Regions from separate parts of the Mus musculus genome. Here region 2 is linked to region 1. A link is a loop called in an ENCODE intact Hi-C map of the cell type or tissue named here. Cell type or tissue: gastrocnemius. All regions are shown on one strand. Each heading gives the region's core, and the rest is flanking DNA. Links, peaks and the distances in the headings are about the cores only. Region 1 overlaps Fam161b (family with sequence similarity 161, member B). Region 2 overlaps Bbof1 (basal body orientation factor 1).

The links. Hi-C counts contacts between places; a loop is a spot of excess contacts. Peaks named below come from ENCODE experiments on the same cell type or tissue, not always from the same donor. Only the 100,000 strongest peaks of a DNase experiment are listed, where the experiment ranks them.
Region 2: a loop joins it to region 1, with 6 times the contacts of the local background. A loop is called at or near these places in 8 of 42 quality-filtered maps.

Annotation. Positions count from the first base shown.
Region 1 is chr12:84,354,814-84,359,202 of GRCm38, reverse strand. It overlaps Fam161b (family with sequence similarity 161, member B), which reads left to right. Exons shown (of 9, transcript NM_001358283.1): 2 at 1,353-1,675; 3 at 2,726-3,279; 4 at 4,156-4,389. Among named protein-coding and RNA genes, the nearest start is that of Fam161b, 4.8 kb to the left of the region's middle. In gastrocnemius, for the core only: no CTCF peak of the experiment used is centred there; no DNase peak of the experiment used is centred there.
Region 2 is chr12:84,412,558-84,416,946 of GRCm38, reverse strand. Bbof1 (basal body orientation factor 1) reads right to left here. Exons shown (of 12, transcript NM_028377.3): 3 at 3,618-3,683; 4 at 2,230-2,373. Among named protein-coding and RNA genes, the nearest start is that of Rnf113a2, 2.4 kb to the left of the region's middle. In gastrocnemius, for the core only: no CTCF peak of the experiment used is centred there; no DNase peak of the experiment used is centred there.

The DNA.
Region 1 (4,389 bases), core at 142-4,141:
AGGGCCCAGCCCATGGTTGGTGGGGCCATCCTTGGGCTGGTAGTCCTGGTTTCTGAGAAGGCAGACTAAACAAGCCAGAGGAGAAAACCAGTAAGCAGCACTCCTCTGTGGGCTCTGCATCAGCTTCTGCCTCCAGGTTCCTGCCCTGCTTGAGTTCCTGTCCCGACTTCCTTCATTGATGAACAGCAATGTGGAAAGTGTGAGCCAAATAAACCCTTTCTTCCCAACTTGCTTTTTGGTCATGGTGTTTCATCACAGCAATAGAAACTCTTATCTAAGACAATGGCACACTAGGCACCCAACCCATGTTATCTTGTATGCACACATGGATGGATGTAATTTGATGCTTGTCTTAGTCAGGGTTTCTATTCCTGCGCAAACATCATGACCAAGAAGCAAGTTGGGGAGTAAAGGGTTTATTTGGCTTACACTTCCATACTGCTGTTCATCACCAAAGGAAGTCAGGACTGGAACTGAAGCAGGTCAGGAAGCAGGAGCTGATGCAGAAGCCATGGAGGGATGTTCTTTACTGGCTTGCCTCCCCAGGCTTGCTTAGCCTGCTCTCTTATAGAACCAAGACTACCAGCCCAGTGATGGTCCAACCCACAAGGGGCCTTTCCCCCTTGATCACTAATTGAGAAAATGCCTGACAGTTGTATCTCATGGAGGCATTTCCTCAACTGAAGCTTCTTTCTCTGTGATAACTCCAGCTGTGTCAAGTTGACACAAAACTAGCCAATACAATGCTGTTGCTTTACAGTGCTGGGAAATGAGGCCCACGTTTGATCCCCTTGAGCACGCTAGGCAAGGCCACTGCACTTCACTCGTAGCCCTTAGAACCTTTAAACTCTATTTGGGAGTTCCACTTTCCATGCTGCTCTTTCTCCAAGATACATCGTCTCCCCACTAATCATCCATTCCTGGCGATGGTGTGGAAACTGGTTAGAGTATGAGAAAAGTAAGGGTGTCAGTGAGAAAATAAGAAAAGGAAGAAGGGTAAGAATTATATAAAGTTCAAGTGAACTGGGAGCAGAATGTAGCCAGGTCATGGGCAGGATTCCTGGAGCACTGGAAGCATACTGTGTGGGTCAGGTTAGGTACCCAGAGTCCTCTTTCTGTGCTGAATGGAGCAGAGAACTGCCCTTAGCTCTTCTGCAGCCTTTGCTATGCACAGCCAGGCACATACACACGCTGTGTTGTTCAGTGCCTTTTGAATGAAGAATGCATCTTACTTTCTGTTGCCCCTTCCTGGTCCCTGATATACCGAAGCAGTCAAAGTGAAGCTAGAGCCATGTCTTGAGAACCTTTGAAATTAGAGTTTAAGTCTCACTGATGTCTGGTTTTTTTTTTAGATATTTCCTCCCAAGTCGTCCTCCTCAGACACTGAGCCAGAAGATGAGCAGTTTGGAGAAGGGCTGGTTTTGCCCAGAGCTGGCAAACTCCATGAGTTCCTCAGCCCGGAGGAGGACACAGATTCTACTTCCGACTCCACGGGGAGCTTTTATAGAACCCCACAGGTTCCGAAGCAGAGAGGCCGGTGGGATGTATTGGAGTCTCTCTTCCAGTCTGATCCAGACAGTGATCTGAACGACGCTGAGGATGAGGAAGACTTGGAGAGCTTCTTCCAAGACAAGAGCAGGGGGAAGCCACAGGTCCAGGACCCTCCATCTCTTAGGTAAGGCATTGCACTCAGTGGCTGCCATGCTCCAGCACACCAGAACAGTCATACCATGTCTCAGGGCCTTGCCTTTCCCTCTGTAAGGCCACCTCTGCACGTTACCACTTATCTAAGACGCAGCCCCGTTAGTTCTCGGATCTGCTGCACGGTGTGATTCCTTTTAAATATATTCATGTCAGTGGGTATGCATACCATGCTCACGCCTAGTCACCACGGAGAGCAGGGGAACATTGGATTCCCTGGAACTGGAGTTACAGACAGCTCTGAACTGCCACGTGGGTGCTGGCAATCAAACCCAGGCCCCCTGGAAGAGCAGCAAATGCTCTTAACTGCTGAGCCATCTCTCTAGCCCGCGTGTCTTGGTTCTTACCCAGTGATCCTTAGTAACTGTGGGCAACACTTAGTTCATGAGTTAGTGGAACTGAGCAAAGGATGCCTTTCCCAAACATCTTTTCCTCCACGAACGACAAGGTTTATTGTCTGTGACACATCTCTCAAATCATATATGTGCGCTCTCTCTCTCTCTCTCTCTCTCTCTCTCTCTCTCTCTCTCTCCAGGGTCTCATGTAGTCCATGGCCCCAAACTCTTGAACTTCCCAGTTACAGCTCTCAAAGGCTTCAGGCCTGTCATGCCACCACACTGCCTTTACCAAATGTAATGTACTCCCTTCCCAGTGACCTTATAAGTGGGTAAGATCTCTGCCACTCTACATGGGAAATCCAAAAACCTGACGTTCCAATTGGATCCTTCTGACTCGGTGGCCCTGTGCTAGCCGACTACACTGTATGCAGTTATCAGAATGCAAGTGGCAATTCCTGTATGAATTCTTAGATAGTTCCTGTTGGGCTGCTAGGAGTGCCTGTGTTGTAGCAAGAAGGGAAACCTAGCTGATAGGGTTAAAAACTTAGAGGCCTTTGGGGCTTTGGGATCAAGACTAAGAAGTCTCTTGGTTACGATCTGCTGGGCAGGGAGGAAATGGAGGAGGGTCTCTGGGAGGAACCTCACCTCCTGTTTGCTGGGTCCACACAGAACCACTCTCTCCCCAGGCATGGCTCCATGAGGCGCTGCAGCTCCATGACTAGCCTTCCCTCTGACATTCCCAAGGCTCGGATCCTGCCAACCTCAGACTCTGGGCCTCCCTCCCAGCACAGAAGTGTTTGCTCTTGGGCATCTTCCATCACCGTCCCTCAGCCATTCCGCATGACACTGCGTGAGGCCCGGAAGAAGGCCCAGTGGCTGGCCTCACCTGCCTCTTTTGAGCAGGAAAGGCTACAGGCCCAGAAGCAGGGCGAGGAAGAGGCGGAGTGCCATCGGCAGTTCCGGGCCCAGCCTGTGCCGGCACACGTCTACCTGCCCCTCTATCAGGAGATCATGGAGCGCAGAGAGGCAAGGAGGCGCGCTGGGATTCGGAAGAGAAAGGAACTCCTTCTCTCCTCCTTGAAGCCCTTCAGCTTCCTTGAGAAGAAAGAACAGCAAAAGGAAGACGCTCCACAGAGAGACTCGGCTGCTGTGGCTCAGACCAAGGTCTCCCCAAAGAAGGCCACTTCTAGGAAGATCCCCAAGTCCATTCTAGAACCAGCCCTTGGCGACAAACTCCAGGGTAAGGATAACCTTGGCATCTCTGGCTACCTGTGGGCTGGTGTTCCCAGAGGTGCTGCAGGAATTCAGGGTCAGTTCAGGGATTACGGTGGGATGGTGATAGATAACCTGTGCTCCGTGAGCTGGGTCCGTCCCACAGTGGCTCTCAGCCTTCCCAATGCTGCGACCCTTTAACACAGTGCTTCATGTTGTGGTGACCCCCACACCTTTAACACAGTGCTTCATGTTGTGGTGACCCCCACCCCTTTAACACAGTGCTTCATGTTGTGGTGACTCCCCAACCATAAAATTATTTCCTTGCCACTCCATAACTGTAATTTTGCTACTGTAATGAATCATGATATACTATCTGATATGTAGAATATCTGATACATGACACCCACCCCCAAAGGGGTGGAGACCCACTGACTGAGAACCACTGATCTGTAGGGCGGTCCCACAGCAGCCCTGACCCCAGGCTCAGCCTGGTGGCCTCTCAGTAAGCACACACTACAGCCTCTGGACTCGCATAGGTATGGAAGCAAACACCACGCGACATAAAGGACCTCCATCAGTCAGTGCCACCTCCAGCCTGCTGCCCCTGGGAAGGCCACCTCCCCAGCCCTCATCTCGGAGAGGAGTGAATTCCTCAGGGGGACAATTGTTAACTTTGTTTGTTTGTTTGCATTTACCACTGGTATTAGCACACTACTGTTAGTGTTTAAAGGGGGAAAGCATGGGCTTGTGGTTGCCTACGCATGTAATCCCTCAGAGTCAGGAGGTCAAGGCCGGAGGGTTTAGATAAACCAGAGACTGATCTGGGCTACGAAGTGAGTCTGTCTCTAAAGGGGACGGGGAAGCATTCTCCAGATCCTCTTCTTTGATTGCCTCTTCACAGAAGCGGAGCTCCTCAGGAAAATCCGAATCCAGATGAGGGCCATGGACACTCTCCGGATGGCTTCCTCCCCTGTCAGCACCGCCCGAAACAGGGCTCCCCGAACGGCTGCCCGCACCCAGGAGGAGAAGCTGAGCTTTCTACAGACTGAGTTCGAATTCCAGCCGAAGGTGAACCCTGTGGTCCCTGACTACGAGGGCCTTTACAAGGCTTTCCAGAAAAGAGCTGCCGAGAGGA
Region 2 (4,389 bases), core at 270-4,269, 58 kb before region 1:
AAAGTGCATTAAATGATGTAAGCCTTTAAATGCTAGGAGAAAATTTAATAGATAAAGATCTATCCGCTATTTATTGATAATAAAAGAGATATTCTGAACAAAACAAAAACAACAAAAAACCAAAGGCTGGGAGTGTAGCTTAGTGGTAGATTGATTTCTTAAGCATACCCAAAGGCTCTGGGCTCAAGCACCAAAACAGAAAATAAAGAAGACTTCAAAGTTACATGAATATCCAATTTGGGTAAACTAAAGGGTTAAAAGGCCGTGTATTGGTGTAAGTGTAGTGTTATAAAAGATTATAACTCGATATGGGTAAATTTAACTTACACACTAAACTGTCTAAACAATATGCTGTTTACAGCTGAGAAACATAGAAGATTCTTGAGGGAAGTGAACAGAACATTTTAATTCCAGTGCTTGGGAGGCAGAGGCAAGAGAATCAGGAGCTCAGAGCTAGCCTGGGCTACAGGAGACCCTCCTCAAAATAAAATTAGGATGGGGGCTTGGAGAGATGATTCAGCAATTAAGAGCGTGTATAGGTCTTGCAGAAGACCAGAGTTCAGTTTCCAGTCCCCACATCAGTCAGCTAACAACTGCTTATAGCTCCGGCTCCAGAGGATCCAGTCTCCAGAGGATTCTGGCCTCTGCCTGTACATGAACACACATGTATACCCCACCCCCCAACACCCATGCACATAATTAAAGATAAAATCTTTGAGACAAAAAGAATAAAAACCAAATAAAGATGGGGAGGCTTGTGTCTGTAATCTCAGCACTGTGAGGCTAAGACAGAAGTGGTGTTTCAATTATGAGGCCAGACTGGGCATACGAAAAGAACGCAGCCAGCTGTTATAACAGGAGGGAGTTTCAAGCAACCAAAATGCATAAATATTCCTATTGCAGCTGTGTATACTTAGGGGTATAAGGGTGTGTGGTTTTAAAGTATGCTTGCAATTCTTTGACACTATCTTCAAATGACAGAACCTAATTTCCACCCTTAGAATGTGGACCAGATTTAGAGACTTGGTTCCAAATAATAGTCTATGGGAGAAATGTTGCGGTGCCACTTGCAAGGATAGGGATACAGGTCAGGATAGAATGCGTTCATAGCACACACGAGGGCCCGGGAACGAAAACACACACACACACACACACACACACACTCTCTCTCTCTCTCTCTCTCTCTCTCTCTCTCTCACACACACACACACACACACTCTCTCTCTTTCTCTCTCTCTCTCTCCCTCTCCCTCTCCCTCTTCCTCTCATACTCTCTCTCTCTCTCTCTCTCTCTCTCTCTCTCACACACACACACACACACACACACACACACACACAGAGGATAGCTTCTGCCCAGCTCTTGAATTCTTGAAGTTTTCACTCTCAGCGTCATCTGACATATAACAGGAACACTCAAGCAAGTTCCTGAGGGGCCCAGGGGAACAGTGCTGAGGCCTGCCACCCATCACTAGCAACACCTGCTCAGCCATATGACACAGGCATAAGCTTTAATTGGGCATTCAGATGACTCTGAATGCAGCTATACCATGGAAATCAGCAAATAGTATGAAACAGGCCTTTCAGGAAAATTCATGGATCCCTCTCTATACAGGCTTCTAGGTTTTTTTTTCCCTCAAATTGTCCCTCTTCATCCCAAACACACTGTCCAGTAGAATTCTTCTACCTACCCACTGATAGTTCCTAAGAACTGGGGGGGGGGGGCTTCAATTCAAATCAAAGGTTCATCTTCTGACTAACATGGAGAGGTGTGTTGGCTAAGACTGACAAGCACACAAAGAAATTAATGCCTAGGAAAAGATCATTATCAGGCAGGTGAACTGAATCAACAGATAAAGGTGTTTGCCACCAAGCCTGACCACCTAAGTTTGATCTCTGGAACACAGCAGAAGGAAAGAACTGACTCTACAAGATGGCCTTCTCTGACCTACACATGGATGTACCCCACAAACACATTTAGAAAATAGATATGTGGATAAACAGAAAACAGAAAACGAGGGCCGGACATGGTGTCCCAGGCCTTTAATCCCAGCATTCGGTGGTTTAACCTTCAGTAAATGTAGTTCCAGGGGATCCAGCATCCTTGTCTGGCTTCCTCCAGCACCAGAAATGCAAGTGTACTTACATACATGCAAGCAAAACATGCGCACATATAAAATAAAAATAAATCTTTTTTTTTAAAAGAGGAGAAATGAAGAAACAGAAACTTACATCATCTAATTCTTTCTCCACTTGTATTTTTCTCTTCTGGAATTGTTTTATTGTCTTTAGCTCTGTCTGAATCATGCCGATTTCCTTGGCTTTTTGATGAAACTGTCCCTCCAACTCACTCACTTGCAGAGCATACTTTTGTTCCTGTATTCAAAAAAACAAGAAAGTTAATGAGTTAGAAAAAAACAAGTGTTCTTTACAGCCATGCTTTATTTAAGGCCTGAGCCATTTGTACAACTTCTTAAAAGAACTGCCCTTCTTTATGTTGCATAAAGCTATAATTTTTGCATGAAATTTCAATTCCTGTAAAATGATACCAACAGCCTTAAATAAGAAACAAATTCTAGACTTTTTTTTCTTTTTTTTTTTTGTCTGTGTGGCTCTGTGAGTTGAATGTGTGGTTAGCAGGTAAAACCCTAGGTTCAGTCTCTAGCAACAAACAAACAATTTTGGACTCTTTCCAGTAATCTAAACCAAATTAAAACCCCTCTAAGGAAATAAAACCCAAACCAATTAAGAGTCCTCTAAAGCTCACAGCTTCTGTGTTTGGTAGCACAATCCTACAGAAAGGAGTTTCATATTAAATTTAAGACAGGCCCTTCCCGGGCTGGTGAGATGGCTCAGTGGTTAAGAGTACTGACTGCTTCTTCTTGAAGGTCCTGAGTTCAAATCCCAGCAACCACATAATCTGACTCCCTCTTTTGGAGTGTCTGAAGACAGCTACAGTGTACTTACATATTATAAACAAACAAACAAACAAACAAATATTTAAAAAGACAGGACCTTCCCACTTAGCTTCCCTTGAAGTTCCTTAGCTCCCCACTACTATCTCACTATATAGCTTAGGCTGGCCTTGAACTCTCAGCAGTCCTACTGCCTGAACCTCCTGAATACTAAATTGCAGGAATGAGCCACCACACTTGGTTTTCACTTAGTTTTTTGGGAAAAAGCTTGCCTGAAACCCTGGGTCCGATCCTCAGCACCACAGGGAGGAAGGTTTGTGCAGCTTTGATCAAAGGTTTGTATTGATATGCAGAGGGAAAAACACCCCTCTTCCAACATTTCAAACTATTTTGAACTCTTTCTAGTAATCTACTGGAGGTTGTATTAGTATCCTGAGATTGTTACTGTAGTAGGCCTTGTAATGAGGTCATCCTACTGATGTCAAACAAGTGCATGGGGCTTTATTTTATTTTATTTTTTTTTGTTTTTTTTTGTTAATGACCCAGAGATTGATCCCAGGGCCTTGTGGGTGGTGGGCAAATGCTCTAGCACTGAGCCATCTTCTGGACCTTCTTTTCACTTGTTCCTATTCAGTCTAAAATAACCAAACACACTAGAAATCTGACTCCCTAATAAGTAAATAATTCGTAGATGCTGAGACTCACCAATTTTTCCTTCTCTTCCTGGGCTTTTTCCTTTGTTTTAGCCAACTGCTGCTTCAGTTTTTCTATCTGTAGAAGGTAAAATGGGAGAGTAAGGAAGATGCAGACATTGCTCTGTCTTGTTTCTATTCGTATTCTTTATTATTTTTCAGTAACATTAAAGCCAGTGAGGCAGGAAAGACAGTGAATTAGGAGGAGAAGGAGGGACAGGGATTTCCTCATACACTTAATCTGCTACTGGCAGTTTCTGAAATCTAGCTGTCATCAGAACTCTGTGGATAACACTTTGTTGTTGCTGTTGCTGTTGCTGTTGCTGTTGTTGTTGTTGTTGTTGTTGTAAAAAGCACCATGTGGGGCTGAGGAGATGGCTCAGTGGTTTAGAGTGTTTTACTGTACTTGCAAAGGACCCAGGTACAATCCCTAACACCTGCATGGTGGTTCACAACTGTGTGTAACTCCAGTTCCAAGGGATCTGACATCTTCTGACCTCTGCAGTCTTCTGCATGCATGTGGTACACACACACACACACACACACACACACACACACATCACAATGTTACATTTACTCTGTCAACCATTTTTAAGTGTGCAGGTTAGTGGTGTTAAGTACAATCAAGCTGTTACAGAAAAGAGCTCTAGAACATTTATTTTATATATTTTGCAATTCTCCCCCCCCCCCCGCCCCCGCCCCCCGCCATCCTCTCTGCCTCTGGCAATTACTATCTACTTTGTTTCTGTGGGTTTGGCTGGAATCCTACAACATTTGACCTCCTG